Linked DNA regions of Mus musculus: region 2 is linked to region 1. Evidence: chromatin loops called from intact Hi-C (ENCODE). Cell type or tissue: left cerebral cortex. All regions are shown on one strand.

The links. Hi-C counts contacts between places; a loop is a spot of excess contacts. Peaks named below come from ENCODE experiments on the same cell type or tissue, not always from the same donor. Only the 100,000 strongest peaks of a DNase experiment are listed, where the experiment ranks them.
Region 2: it touches region 1 in a loop (9-fold over the local background); 4 of 42 quality-filtered maps call a loop at or near these places.

The regions. Positions count from the first base shown.
Region 1 is chr7:118,984,924-118,992,923 of GRCm38, forward strand. All of the region lies in intron 1 of Gprc5b (G protein-coupled receptor, family C, group 5, member B), which reads right to left. It overlaps Gm39076 (a long non-coding RNA gene), which reads left to right and starts at 162. Exons shown (of 2, transcript XR_869903.2): 1 at 162-1,845; 2 at 2,408-3,672. In left cerebral cortex, no CTCF peak of the experiment used is centred here; DNase peaks (open chromatin) are centred at 4,607, 4,998, 5,578, 6,879 and 1 more place; H3K4me3 peaks cover 693 bases; H3K27ac peaks cover 1,515 bases.
Region 2 is chr7:118,780,512-118,788,511 of GRCm38, forward strand. The region is part of intron 14 of Vps35l (VPS35 endosomal protein sorting factor like); the gene reads left to right. Among named protein-coding and RNA genes, the nearest start is that of Vps35l, 44 kb to the left of the region's middle. In left cerebral cortex, no CTCF peak of the experiment used is centred here; DNase peaks (open chromatin) are centred at 3,008 and 3,276.

The DNA.
Region 1 (8,000 bases):
ATCTGGCATCTTCCAAAGTAAGGGAATGAAGGAAATTTTAAAGAGACAACCACCAGACAGGTACTTAGCTGGGGCAATCTCTCTCTCTCTCTCTCTGTCTCTCTCTCTCTCTGTCTCCCTGCTGCCTCTCTCTCTCTCTCTCTCTCTCTCTCTCTCTCTCTCTCTCTCTCTCTCTCTCTCCTCTAATCTCCAAAGGCTAATGGGAAATATTTACTGACCACTCTCTCTAGGCCAAAAACTGGGCTCAGCCAGTCCTCATAATGCCCTATGAGGGCAGCAGGTCCTATTGTGACCTTCATTTTCATCTGGCAAAAGAGGTTCTTCAGGGTGTGACACTGGCCCCAGGTCATAAAACCACACTCAGAAGCCACCCCTCTCAGCAGAGGGAGAAACCTTCCAGCATTAACTTATGGTATACTCAGTGGTCCCAAACTAAGTTTGCTACACCCATGGATTCAACCAAGGATGGATGAAGACTATTCAAGGAAAAGATTCTGTCTGTTCTGAATCTACACAGACATTTTTGTGGTTGTTACCTAAAATTTGCATAACAAGGGTTGACATTGTATTGGGTATTATAAGTGATCTGAAGACCATAGGGCATGGGTATAGGTTATGTGTGGATAGACTTTCACAGAAAGAAAGGCCTTTCACAGAAGAAGGGAGGGTCTGGAGCATCAGCTGGATCCTGGCATCAAGGCTGTTGGTATCCAAGGGACTCTGGAGCATTTCCTGTGGATCTACCTGTACATCCAGAAAGAATTTTCATCTCTGTCTCTCACAGACATGCCATCTTTCTCTTCCAAAGATCTCTTAAGGCTCCATTCTCTCCAACCCACCTGCTGTCCTTTCCCTGGGAGGCCTGAGAGTTTAAGTTGCCACACACTCTCATGTGCTTTAGAGGCTCAGTGAGAGCTCTGACCCAGTCTCCTCCTCCCCTGCTAGAACACACCCCTGTTCTTATAGGCTAGTATCATCATGTCTCGCTAGCCCTGCAAAGATGCTCACCCCTCAGCCCAGCACCAGAACCATCAGCTCAGACTCTGCCAAGGTCAGCCGAGCTCTCACAGGCCTGTGGGCGGGGTCTCGTGGGCTGAGCTCTAATCAAGTGTGCCATTTTTTGTCTACTTTGTTTCTTTTCTCCTTCCCTTTCTCCTCTCCTCCCTTCTTGTCTTTGTCTACTACCCCAGGCAGAGACAGTATCTTTTACTCATCAGCCCACCCAGCTTTCCCAATCTTGTCACATCTGGCAGCTGAAACTATCTTTTTTTGGGGGTGGTGGTGGTGTTGGGGTGTCCTATGCATAGTGGGATGCATCTCAACAACCCTGCTTCTGTATACTGCCAAATATTCCCTGGGTGAGGGGCACAAAATCCCCCCACAAAGGATTACTGGTAAAGACCCATATTAATACACAGCACCTGGCCCAAGGCAGGCACTTAGGAAATCTCCACCAGAGACTCTTGCATCCTTCCAGCCCTTTATCCCACCAACACCAGGTCCTTGCTTTTGAAAGGGACTGGACCTTCAAGAAGCCACAGCCTGCACATCTGTGCCCATGCTCATTATTAGTCTAGTTTGGGGTCTTAACTCCACCTATGTGAGGTCAGTAACCAGCTACCCTCCCCACAGCCCAGCACCAGCCATCCCTGGGGCTTCTGTTAAGTAAATGCAGTATCGACCACCTCTCTCTCCTCCTCTCCCTTACAGAGATCCCTTGTGCATCTCGGATCCTGCCTCGACCTCCAGGCCATCGACTGCATAAATTATTGATGTGTAGAAGATGGCTGGTGGTGTGGTGTGGTCTGCTGTGCTCACAGAGAAAAGGCATGCTACAAACAGAAGGTACTTGGGAAGAGGGACTCCTTAAACAAGATCCCCCCACTCAGGCTAAAAAATATAGGAGTGGGGATGCACCCTAGATATTCACCATTGACTTATGGTCTAGTCATAATAGTGCCATGGGTCTCCATCAGGGACACCGGGTACAATCATTTACTTAACTGTGTCCTGTACATTGGTCATTTAAACCCCATTCCAGTAAAATACTTCTCTCAATATTTCTAAACGGTACTGGAGGCCGGCTATTGGGGTAAAAGTACCCGCTGCCAAGCCTGACAGCCTAAGTTAGAAAAGATCTAACACCCATAAGTTCTGCGTACATGCCAAGGAATCTGGCTGCACGGTGCCCTTTGGAGAGAAATCATTCCGAACAGAACCACTTGTCAGGGCTGGAAAGCATGCTAGGAAACAAAATTTAAGAATTAGACGGGACAGAACAAGCTGGCATTGGTCCACAGCAAGGCGGAGGGGCTCCTGGTGAGTCTCCCTTTGAGGAGTCGTCAGTGGTAAACTGTTCTCAGTCACACACCCCAGTCTAGTTTATACCCAATTCCATCTTCCCCAGCGGTGAGGAAATGATGTTTGGGAAGATGCTTCCAGAATATGGATCTCTCATCTGTGCACCCTTTGACTGGTGGATCTCAGTCAGAGGCAATTCTGGATGTCGCGACTGGAGAGGGGACAATGAACATCTGTTGAATAAAGACTAGGCCTACAATGAGAATAGCAGTCACCACCCAACAGAGTGACACAGCCCAGTAAGACCATGGGACGGAGGCTGAGGAAGGCTGGTCTTAGACATCAAAATCAGAACCGGTGAGAGACACCAGGAAGCCCACCAGGTCTCGGTTGTGCGTGGACCTTGCCATCCTCTCTTGCAAGAACTTGCTTTCTTTTAGCTGAGTCCAGCCACCCTTTCGGGTGAAGCTCCTCTCACTTGCTTCCCAAGCTCCAGGGTCTCGGCTGTAAAGTGTGACTCCGTTCCCTCAGCTCCTCTCACTTGCTTCCTGCTGCTTCTGACTGCTCCAGCCTGAAATGAGCAGCACCAGGACACCCGCGCGTCTGAAACCGTGCAGTGTCCTTGCACGCAGAGTTTTCATTTCCTTTCAGACACAGGAAATGGGCCCTCTCATGCTCTCCGTTTCCACGGCCACAGGTAGAGCCCTTTTCTCCTTCCAGGGCAGCTATGGGTTTTGACGCAACATCTGATTCTTTGATTTCTGGAACTAGCTCGAGACTTGCCTTTGGAGAGTTATCTCAAGCCCTCGCTCCCAGCTGGTCTGAGTTAAGTGGGGAAGTTCTTAGCTGGTGGAGCTGTTGTAATGGCCAAGCGGCCTTTACAAGGCAGGGCTTGATGGGTGGAAGTAGGTCACCTTTTAGATCTAGCTGCAGAGTCCTGGTCTATGGCCATGTGAAGAACTGATGCCATACAGTGCCACCGCCATGCCATCCCGCCACAATGAAATCTCAAAAACCATGAACCAAAATGTCCCTTTCATCTTGTTTTGATCAGTTATTTCCTGTGTGAGGAAATGTAGCTGTGATGGGTGATATCAACTTGATAAACTCTAACTCATCTAGGAGACAAGTCCTGGATATGACCATGAGGAATTGATTATCTGGACTAGGTTAACTGAGCTGAGTGCACCCACACTGAAAGCAGGACACACTGTTGACTGGGCTGCTGAACACTACCGTTCCTCTTTCCCTGCCTCCTGACTGTGGATTCAATGTGACCGACTGCCTCAAGACCCTACAGCCTTGACTCCTCTGTCCTGATCAGTTATACCCTCTAACTGTGACCTGAGATAAACCCTTTTCTCCTCTTAAGTTCTTTTGTCAGGGTCTATTCTTACAGAATAGGAGACGTAAGAGAATTATAGCTAATGCTGCATCCGGGTCAGGCTTGGCCAATCTGGACTTTGTCCCACTCTTTGATTGAAGCGATTGGTTCACAAATAGGCACATGGCCTGAAATAGACCAGTGAATTAGCCGGAGGATTTGACCTGTTTGAGAGTGAGGTTGACTGGGAGGCAACAGCTCGAGGATGGATCTGAGTTCTAATCCATTGAAAGGCAGCTGGATTCACCAGCATCCAATGAACTACATCATTTGAATGAAACCAGTTTGATCTGGGTTTCTGACACTTGCCAACCAGTTCTCAAAAACCTAGAGCAATGGCCTCTTTTTGCCCCATATCTAGGCATACAGGTGAAACCAGGCATGGTCAGACACCACAGGAGAGAGAGCTCAGTTGTCTCAAGGTGGTCACTATTTGTCTCTAAGGATGATTGTGGGGTGTGACCACCCAAGTCCACAGAACTGTGTTTGGGGTGGGGAGGGTTACACTGACGCCAAAACCACTTGCTCACCTAGGGTTTCTAGGAGGTCCTACTTCTGACAACTACAGTAACTGCTTCCCCGGCTCCCGGACACATACAGTAACATCCAAGCATCTGCCTAAGGGGACAAGATATGGTGGTACAGGCCTGTAATCCTAATATTTAGGAGGTTAGAGAAAGAGGATCATAGCCAGCCTGGGCTACATGGTAACTTCTAGTCCAGCCTGAGCTACCAGCACTGAGAAACCTTAACTCAAAAACCAATTAAACAGAGAGAATCCACAGAACAACCTAGAGGCAAGTGCTGAGGCTGCCTCATTTCATAGAGATAACACTATGCAGAACTCGGAGAGCAGCCGCTTGACCAAGGTCACACGCTGCCAGGAGAGTGGAGCCCAAGGCAAACAAGTGTCTTATTGTTGCTGGGCTTTCTCTAGACCAGAACTGGTTGGAGAGTCACTGGTGACCTTTGCTGGAGGATTGATCTGCAAGAGGCCCTCTCAGCCCCCACTACACATTATGCCTGTACTTTTGATCCCTGACTCTGTTGTATGGCTCACGTGTGTGTGTGTGTGTGTGTGTGTGTGTACACTGTTGTCCTCACCCAAGAAGACACCTCTGGCCAGAGGTTGCCTTTGGATGACTTCTTTATGACCGACCACAGTATTTGAGATGGGGCCTCTCACTGAACCTGGATCTCAGAGTCTATTCTACTAGACTGTCCAGTAAGCCTCTGTGTGTCTCTGACCCCCAGCACTGGGGTTTGAGATGTGGATGGCTACAGGGATCCCGAACTCAGGTCCTCTTGCTTGCATTTTCCCTCCAGCTCAATTTCCCCTTATTCACCTTTTGGTGTGTTCCTCTCCACTGGCCCAGGCCCTCGTCTATTTTGCTTTGGCCCTCGGCTGCTGAAAGAAAGAAACTGACCTACAGGCTCTAACTCTCGTGTGGCCTCTAAAGGTGCATGTGGGTGTGCATCAATCCCTTCTGTAAAAGAGGAAGGGAGGCTCTGAGAGGCTTAAATCAGGGTTCGATTACCCCAGGCCTGCAGGTCACACTCAGACCCAGATGTCTGTCCGTCTGTCCGTCTGTCCTTCTTTCTGTCTGTCTGAACGACGACATGAAGAGCAGAAGCCCCAAGCAGGCCCTACCCTTTCCATCCAAAACGCCCCTTGTCAGGTAACCCCCTCCTTTCAGTCAGCCACCTGCTGCCTCCCACCTCCAAGAGCACTGTGTGAAACAAAACCAGAGTAGAGGTTCCAAGGCAGCCTGGAGGCAGGGCTGCCTGGGATGGATGAATACATGGTAACAAACCATGGGGTGAGAGCAGCGGCTCCTCAAGCAGAGACTAAATGGGAATGAATGCACAAGGAAGGCTCACATACTAATTACCTCTGCTGCCAGCCAGGCGCTCAGAAATGTGTGACTCACTCGGATGTTCTTAAATATACTGCGAAACACATACACCCACTCTCCACACACCATACCGTACATCACACACACACACACACACACACACACACTGTCTACAGAGGAGCAGAAACAGTTTCTCCCAGCGCTCTGAGTCCTGGCTCCACAGAGACCATGGAGGACCTTATTTGTGTGAGCTGGATAAACACTGCTTCTCCTAGCCTGAGTCTCCCCAAGCACTTCTGAGTCAGATCCCCCAGTTTCAGATCCTACCCTGGGGCTGGGGAGTGGTCCAGCGTGCACACTGGCCAGCAGGTGCTGGGTTCTAATCCCAGCCCAGAGCACGTGCTAGCGCACTCCAACTCTGAGCTGCTGAGCTATCCTTTCTAGCTTCAGTTTCTTCAGTGGCAAAGCGAGGGTAAGAACAGCACCCACATCACGGGATTGTGGTGAGGATGGAGGTAATCTATTGGGAGTGAGATGGTGGCATTCACTTGTAATCCTAGTGTTTGAGAAGCTAAGGTAGGAGGATCTCAAGTTTGAGCCCAGGCTGTGGAGCGGTCTAGTGGATAAAGCATTTGCCAGGCAAGTGTGAAGAGCAGAGTTTAGACCCTCAGCACTCACCACCTGTCATCCCAGTGCCAGGAGGTGGAGATGGGTTACCTGGGGCAAGCTGCCTAGCTAGACTAGATGAATTGTCATGTTCAGGGTTTAGTAAGTGACCCTGCCTCAATAAAGTAACAAAAAACCCACAACACCCTTTGTCAACTTCTGGCCCTTTATATGTGCATACATCCCATTTGTACTCATAGCCATAAACAAACATGAGTGCACACACACACACACACACACACACACACACACACACACGGTGTAGAGACTAGTTAATGTAAAGAAATGTAAAAGATTGGTAAATGTTCCACTGTCTGCAGGGGTAAGTTCTCCTGCCATAGATTTCCTAGGAGGGGCTGTTGCCATGGAAATGGAATGGCGAGGGGTTCTCCCATCTGTTTATCTATTACTGGCTTCCAGCCTCTCTCCCATCATATACCACAGACAACAGGTCCTTAGGGCATTGGGAAGGGAGTCGAGCTGTCTGATGGGAACAGGAAGTGTGTGAACCTCACTCTCAAGATTGAACCCAGGCCAGTGACTCTGAAACCAGCCATGGCTAGTAGGTAGTCTCAGCCAAAGCTGCTGGAGACCACACACCGGGCCTTCTCCTGGGAGGTAGGATCCCCTCCCTCTGGTCCTACCATAGGGATGGAAAAACAAAATGTCCCAAATTGCCCTGAAACCCTTCTGACCAGGCTCAACCCTTGGCTACCAGCAGGGTTCCAAAAACCCCATTCTTCCTGCTAGGCCAGCCAGGCAGAATCTGAACCAGAGTATAGATGGGAAGGGGTGGGGGGAGACAAAACGAGCAGGTGGGGTTGGGGGGGGCAGGGCCAGTTTTCTCAGCCCCAGTATACTTCATGGTTCAGGATCCATCTGAATGCCTGCCACAGTTTACACTCTCCTCAGACGCCAACAGGAGGGCAGTCCAATAGAACTGTGTGACCTTGGTGTTCCTAAAGCTCTCTGAACCTCAGCCCTTCCTCTGTAAGATGGAGATGGCTGTGCCACTAGCATGAGGTCCATGTGGAAAGCCCTTTGCACGTAGGAAGCAGGGGTGCTAGCTGGCTAAAAAGACACTCAGGAGTCCCATTGTCCTGTTGGAACCATGAAGGCAATGAGGGCAAGCCGCCTGGTCAAAGGCTTCACAGACCAGGTTAGGTATACATTTTCCCCAGCTTCTGACCCCAGGGCCTTTCCACTGCACCCCAGTCCTGGCCCCATGTCTGGCAGAAGTCCAAGTTGGGGCTTCTTGAACCCCCCAGCGTTACACTCTGTCCAGTCTTACTCCCCTGGAACCCGGGTGTGTTTCCTGCTTGGCTGGTTTAAACCGTTACAAGGTTTCCTGACATTAAATTCTTTCCCAGACTCAAAATGTTTCTGCCTCCCTCTGATATCTTTTCCAAGTTACAGTGTCATCGTCTTCCTTGCCTTGGCTGACTAGAGCCTCTTTGGGGCTCTCAACTTTACAGACCCTTTCAGGTTAGTAACTTAGTACAGCAAGAACATCAGCTGTACGATCCATGAATATGCAAAGCAGCTGTGGGGCCTGTAAATAAAAGCAATCATTTAAATGCAAATTGCAGCCTAGGCTGCCTGAGTCTCAGTCTAGGATCCTTCTCTTGGTGCAGTTCTGAGGCAAGAGCGTGACTAACTGGGAATCCCCAGCAAGCTCAATGCTAAAACAGAGGTCTTGGACCCCGGGTAGGGGCTCCTTGGGGTAGATAAGAAATGTCTAGAAGCGGGAGGCGGATCTTTAAAAATCCAAGCCACTCCTTCAACTAGCTCGC
Region 2 (8,000 bases), 200 kb before region 1:
GAGCTCAGCCCTGTGGCTGGTTCTCTGTGGATTGCCATTCTAGATGACAGCAGCATTTCCTGAGACTGGGAGGAAAGGAGCCACTCGGGCCACATTCCTATGGTTGGGAGTTGGTGGCCAGAGAGAAACCTTTGAAATCCTCCTCCAGGGCAGGGGACACTTCTCACTTCTTCATTTACCTTCCTCTGCCCATCTGTGTTTCTCTTAGTTCAATAAGGTCTGTGTAGTGGGTGCCAGTGTCCTATTTCATGCAAGGGCAGGTAGACCTTTCCTCATTGCTTATATAATGCTCCTTTCTCCTTTCCCTCCATCTCTTCCTCCCTCTCCCCTCCTTCCTCTTTTGAGTGATGTTCTCTCAGGAATTAAACTGCTAACAGAAATACGGTTTTTCCTTCCTGGTGATCCCCAGGGCATGCTGACGTGACTGACAGATGAAGCTTGCCTGGCCTTCCTTCCCATGCTTGAAAGTAAAAGGTAGCTTGCTGTTAATAAAAGGGAGCGAAGCAGTTCAGCGGCAGGGTCCTGTCTCCCAGCGGCAGCCAACGCATTCGAACAAAAAGAATAGGCGTCTGACTGAACCATACCACTCTCAGGGTTGACCCTGGAGAAGTGAGCAGTGAGTGTCTAGCCCTGAACACTATGTTCATGTGGTTGTGGTGGCCCAAAGTCAGGTAGCCAGCGGGGTGCTGGTTGAATTCTTGTGTGTGCATTTAGTGGCAGGCTGTGGGGTCCTTTGGAACCCATGAGTGTCTGTCTGTGTGTATTGACATGAAGCTGTTCACAGTTGCATAGCTGAGCAGAAACAGCAGCTCTCCTCAGTTGCTGTGTGGGTCATAAGCCATAGATAGCCTAGTGTCAAAGTGAGGTCATTCATGTTGGGGTGATTGGGTCTGCCCTCAGCTCTGTGACCGTGTCATGGGACAGTGGATGCCAGCTGACTTGTCCCTACTCTCTGAGAGCACCATGTCTTTATCTGTGACAGTTTCTGTTTTCTACTTTGTGTCTGGACTAAACCAGGACACTGCTTTTCCTGTGCTGAGTGGGTGTCCTACATACATGTTCAGTTGGGGTCTTGCTCGGAACCCAGGCTGGCCTGGATCCAGCTCATTATCCTCCTGCCTCAGTCTCCTGAGTGCTGAGATTCCAGCATGTGCCACCGCATCTGGACAGCGTTGGGACCACCTTCCCTGAATTTCCTTTGCTTTGCTTATGTTTTTGACTTTTCAGAACTTAAAGTATGGGGAGACGTCTAATATTTTAGTGGAATTTCTTTTGATCATTTGGCAATCTGACTCCATCTTAGAGTAGTCTACGGGGAAGTGAGTTTGAAGAGCTGCCGGGTGCTGTGTGTGGTCCTTAGCAACCACATGTGGCCCCCTCCTGGGCAAGAAAGGTGCCACAAACTCAACTGTGGGAGCAGAGCCCCAACCTTCCTCTGAACGATCCAAACTCCTACAAGCAGGATTAATGTGTTGAAAATGAGAACACTTTTTTTTCCTTATTTTAACAAAAGGCAAAATCAGATTTAAAAAAAAAAAAATGGAAGGTGGGTGTCACAAGGCGCCCTGGCTTTTATTTGAAACATTGGGAATCTCAGAGGAGACAGAGGCTGGGAATAGAACTTTTGGGGGGAGGGGGGGAGCACCGCTGTAGGAAATCATCATGCAGTAGAAGTGACTGAAGAATTAGGTCACCTAAATAATGACAGACTGTGTTCTCGGGCACTTAGGTAAGGGACTTGCAGTGTCTTGTTAAAAAAAAAAAGTCAATCATTTTGGAGTAGTAGATGAACTGATGTCAGTGTGGAAGGTGGGCTTGAAGGGACCATGTGATGGTGTTTGGTGCTAAGAGCTCTTGGATAGCTGGGGATGAGGCAAGGGGGAGAACAGAGCTGTGTGCCTTTTAGCTGAGCCTCCAAATAGGATATTGTAAGGTCTGGCCACAGCAGTTGGCATACACAACCCAGGCAGGTGCGAAGGACTTTAGCTGTGAGCACCTGATGTATACATTGCCAACTAGGAATAGAAATTCACAGCCAGATGTGCAGTGGCAGGCCTGTAAACCCAACATTAAGCAAGTGAGGCAGGTGGGTCATAAGTTTGAGGCCAGCCTGGGCTACATAGGAGTGTCCCTGTGTCGATGATGATGATGGAAATTAAAAATCTAAGAAAGGGTGATTATCTAGAAGGGCTTTTCCTACTATAGTCTGAAGGCAAGATTTTTCTTCCTTTCTACAGTTAAAATGAGATTGTAGTCAGTAAAAGATTGCCACTTCATTTCAAGCACACCACACACAGAAAAGGGTAGCCGTCGTACACAGCTTGCTGTGGGTGATGGAGATCCCCTGAGAAACTGTGTGTTGCTGTGTATTTGGAAGAGGGAGTAAGGGGGTGGGGGGAAGGCCTGGACCCAACTTCAGTGGTGATTTTTAAAGAGTCTCAGGGTCCCCAGCTGAGTCTCGCAGTGCAGCTTGAAGACAGAGGGAAGTGTAGCTCCAGGCTGGCCCTGGGAGGTACACAGTAGGTCTGTTGTGCCTTGAGTTGCTGACTTCCATCCACCTCAGTTTTGGCATCTGCAAAATAGGCATAGTGAACCTTCTTCTAAGGGCTAAGGTTGGAGGCTATGATGCTATGATGTGTGTGGCCTACATTGTTGTAGGTGGTCCTGGGAGGCCTTGTGGAAATAAATGGAAACCCAAGCTTGGTTGAAGAACGATGGGCTAGCATGGAGGGGGCCATGCTAATAGGTGGGTATATGCACGGTAAGGGTCCTGCGGTACTTGGGCGGGGGCTGCAGTGGCAAGGCCAGGCCAGGTCCAACTACAGAGGTGGCTAAAGCCACAACCTGAGAGCAAGGAACCCTGGAGTGTTTTGGAAAGAAGATAATCTCAAGAGAGCAATGCTTTGAGGAATGGCAGGTGGCAGAAGCATCGGTCACGTTGGGGAGGGGGAGGACTGTTGGTAGCTGTGAAAGACAGGAGGAGGGATGGATAAGTGTGTTAGTCGACATGCGGAATTGTGAGAGTCCTGCCATCTGGACATTGGTGATGTTGTGTCTCAGGCCTATTCCTTCCCACCCTATCTGGTTTATATTCATTTTCATTCATTCATTCTCTGTCTCTCTCTCTCTCCCCCCTCCTCTTGTGTGTGTGTGTGTGTGTGTGTGTGTGTGTGTGTGTGTTTACGTGTGATCTTCTTCTAACGTGAGTCATTTTCCTGAAGCCTTTCCCTCCCTCCCTTGCAGTGTGCACTCTCCTCATTACCCAGTCTCCTCTCAGAGCTCCGTGGCCTTAGTCATCTCTGGAGGTGTGCGGAGGCTGTGTGATCTTGTGGAGTAGACAGTGCGTCACAGACAAAGGGAAATCTTTGAGCCTGTCATACAGCGATGGCTTTGTTGACACCCTGCACCATGTCTGGGTTTACTCTGCTTCAATTATCCAAATTCTTTGTGTTCCTACCATCCTGACTTTCTAATGGAGGCAGCCGTGGCTTAGATACCACATAGCTGAAAGGAGTCCGGCTGTGTGGTACTAAACTCTGAAACCAATGGGTGTCTTTGGACCTGTTCCTTCTGGGAGTCTCCTGATAGACTGACCCAAGGGACTGTTTATTCTAGTCTGCTCACTGGAAATTACTCCTTAGAGGTTGTAAAACATAGGACAGGCAGGGTGACACACACCTGTAATCTCAGCTGTTGGGAGATTGAGGCAGGACGGTTACCTCAAGTTGGAGGTCAGCCAGGGCTACATAATGAATCTGAGGTTGAGGCTAGCCTAGGCTACATAACAAGACCCAGTTTTGAAAATGGAAACGTATAGGGCCAGTGAGATTGTCTCAGGGGTACAGACACTGTGGTAAGACCACATAAGCCTGATGGCCTAAGTTCAATCCCCAGAACCCACATACGCATAAAAGGAGAGAGCCAAGTCTTTAAGGCTTCCTCTAACCTCTACACATGCCCCATAGCATGAGAATGCGTGCACTCACACTCAACACTGGTAAATAATAGTAATAAAATGAAGCTGGAGAGATGGCTGTAAGAGCATAAGAATCTGAGATCGAATCTCTAGTACCCATGTGAAAAGTTGGCTGCCCATCCCTGTGGCTGCATGTTCCCCTGGTGGGTACAGTGACAGAAGGATTGCTGAGTTTCCTGGCTACTAGAATAGCTCCAGGATCAGTGAGAGATCCTGTCTAAAAGGAGCAAAGCAGAGAGAGAGGGAACAGGACAGTCCGTGTCCTCTTCTGGTGTCTGTGTGTGCAGGTTCACGCACACACAGGTGCACATACACCACTCACACATACCTCCTGTATATACTCACAAACGTGCAAGATGAGCTCTTAGCACAGACTTCTAGTATATACGCTTCTGCACACACTTATGTTTTATTTATTTATTAGGAAGAAACCCCAGTGAAGAGAAGTGACAGGAACGATGGAAGAAAGCCCTTCATAGCATCTATCAGTTAGGGTCAGCTTGAAACTGTCTGCCTCTGGTGTGATTGCTCAGTCATTAAGATGATGGTGGCTGATTTTGCATGCCAACGTGGAAGCACGGTAGCTGGCCTTGACGCTTGAGTAGACAGGTAATTTGCAGTCAGACATGTATAGGGTTATCCTGTTCCTATAAAAACAAAACAGGCTTCTATAATAATAACAAGGTGAAGGGAAAGTTCTAGAAAGACCAACACTAAAATGTTACCAGTTATGATTAGAAGGGGAGGGACCACGTCTTTCTAGATGCACTTCTATAGTCTTAGAACATTTTTGTCTAGCCATTTCCTTTATAGTTTTATAAAAATAAAATGTAGATGTAACGAAATGTAGGAGCAGGATCGATAGTAGGTATAAGCGCAGGCCAACAACACAGTGCATACCGTATGCATGTTCTGCAGAGAGCCAAGTATGTCAAGTTGGGAGTTCTTCAGGGGTGTGGCCTGGCCAGAGGTCTGTTACATGTCAGGGTCTAGCCTCCACACAGGATCAGAGTTCTCAGCTGGAAGCAGGGTTTCCAGAAGACACATAAAAAATATACATAGACTACTTTTCCGGTACAAGCTGACAGGCAAGTTTTTAAGGCTTAAAGTTTCTCTCTCTCTCACTCTCTGTTCTCTTTCTCGTTCGCTCACTCGCTCGCTCACAGCTTGAGGCTGCACACACTCTGTATTTTCTTGTACACTCTGTTTTTTCTCCTATGCACCTTTCTTTTCTCAAACTCTCATACTCCTATACACCTCTGAGTGTTCTCCTTTCATTCACACACACTCTCTCCATACAAACCTCACATGCTCTCCTCACTCACTCTCACATGCTCTTCTCACTCACTCTCACATGCTCTCCTCACTCACTCTCACATGCTCTTCTCACTCACTCTCACATGCTCTCCTCACTCACTCTCACTTGCTCTTCTCATGCTCTCTCTCACTCTTCATTCGCTCTCCACATTCACCTCACATGCTCTCTCAGTCTCTCTTGTCTTTTTCTTTTCTCAGTCTTTTATTGCTACTCCAAAAGCAGGTAGAAAAAAAAAAGATATTGTATAATCATTACCAAATCAAATTCAAAAGAATAACCACGTTCCATAAAGAATTAAGAATTACAATTGTTCTCCAAAGTTTCACGCTTCCCCTATTCCCAGGCCTATAGCCAAAGTAATAATAATTGTAAATTTACCATCATTTAAACTTTAACTTTTGACTTATTATACTTTAGAGCTCAGAGCTCTGAGGTCAGCTACCTGCAGTTTCCTGTGAAGCTCCAATGATAACCGAGATGGGCAAAGCTGCCAGGCAGTGGCCAGAAAGACTCAGGTTAACCCTTAACTCAGCAGTTCCGCTAGCTTTCTGCTTCTGCACATTGCACACAATGACTCTCGTAAGAGTCCCAGTGTTTTGACTTAGTTTTACTAGTATAAGATTTTACATATCCTATACTCGTTTATCCAGGAACCGCTCTTAAATGTTGTGTAAAACTTATTTCATAACTTCAATAGTTTTTTCCTTTCTTAGGGTCCTAATGTTGGCTCTATTTCATTTTCTAATAATTTCTTCAAACTTTCTTTGTAAGTCAAGCATTAATCTGGAACTACCACTGTGCAGTTCTTTCATTGTTTCCAAGATGAGAGTGCACAGCATGTACCTAAGCCATTAGGACTGGGCTGTGCTGTGCCCCTGTGCCTCAGTTTTTAATTGTTTAAGAATCATTATATCAAGGAACATCTAGTTTCACAAAATTCACCAGAACAGAAGGAGAAAGAAGTAAAAAAGTCAGATATAAGAAAATAATTATGCACACCAAAACCAACTGAAAAACAGTCACACACAAATGAAATCTATGCAGCTGTTGTCCAGGGCTAAAGTTAGGAGAAATGGGAACAGCTGAAATGAGAAATGGGAAATGGGAGCTGCCGTGGGCTACTGAGATGTCTCCATCCTGGCCTACTGAGAGCAGTCCCTTATTTCTGATGGCAAATCCCCTGGATGGATATGCCTTCTGCTCCTCAGGGTCCCAGACACCATCCTTTTATATAAGGAGCTGCTGAGAGCTTCTGAGATGTCTCCATCCTGGCCTACTGAGAGCAGTCCCTGTCACTGTATCCCCAGCAGTTATGACCTCAGCTGTCTTTGAACTGTTAGTCCTCTTGTCCTTGTCAAAGATCAGAAAAAATAAATAAATAAATAAAATTAGCCTCTAGTGGATTCGTCTTCTTGTGTCTCGCTTGCCTCCCTGGACACTTAGGGATGCGCCTTTATTCTGTATGGCAGCCCCAGTTTGTATGTGTTTGTATGTGCATTGTAGGTGTTGTTTGGTCTCCGAGTGGTGCTGTGTATGGTGTATGAACTTGTTAGTATAGAGGCCACAGGTGGATGGCATGTGTTTTCCTCAATTATATTCCACCTTTATTTTTTTAATTAAAGTTTACTTATTTACTATTATTGTGTGGCTTAAGGAGGGGTGTTACATGTGCCAAAGTGAACACATGGAGGTCAGAGGACAACTCTGTGTCCTTTGTACCCAGGTCGCCAAGCTTGCGTAGTTAGAGCCCTTACTTGATGAGCCATCTTGCCAGCCAGCCATCTTTAGTTTTGGAGACAGGGTCTCTCACTAAACTCAAAGTTCATTGAGTAGGCTGGGCTGGCGGGCCAATGAGCTCCAGGGATCCTGTCGGCAGTCCCTCAGCCTCCAGTTCTGAAATGCAGATCTCGTTGCCTGGCTTTTTCTTGGGTTTTGAGATCCAAACTCAAGTCTTTATTATGCTTATGAAACAGGCACCTGTCTGGCTGAGCCATCAGCCTCCCAAAAAAAGAATTTTAGAAAACCTGATTGTTTTCCCTATAGATGGGCATCTTCCCCAGTTCATCTTTTCAGAAGCACTAAGTAGGTCAGGCATGGTGGCCCAACACCCAAGAGGCTGAATCAGGATGATGAGGGGCCAGAGGCTAGCCTAGGTCACATAGCAAGTTTTAGTTCAATCTGGGCTATACATCAAGACTGTCCAAAAACCTAAAAAAGGCCAACACACTTCTGTGCATGTGAGTGTACGGAAGAATGGCCCTCAAGACACCGTGAGATCCTGCCTGCCTTCTCCTCTGTGCCCCAGACATTGGTCATTATGTTCAGGTTGCTCTTTCAGTCGGTTTTGAATGAGTGTTTCTGTGCTGTGGAGCATCACAGTTGTGTGGAATGTCCCTTTTCCAGCTTTTCTGAGATAGCACTTGGAGTTAATCGTCAAGGGTAAGTTTTCAAGTAGCAGTGTGTCTCGAGTGGGTCGGGAAACCACAGAGACACATCTTAGCAGCAGTCGGGATGCTTCTGGCCGTGAGGAACAGACAGTCTACAGGCCTGGCTGACTAATATAGTTCCGTATGCCCTTCAATAGCAGGACATTCTGGGCCAGACAACCTCCGTCTGTCCTGTTCTATAGCCCCCTGCTAGGAGCGAGGTGTCTGCAGCCACTGCAACCCTTACATCATAATTTGATTTTTTTTTTTTTTTTTCCTC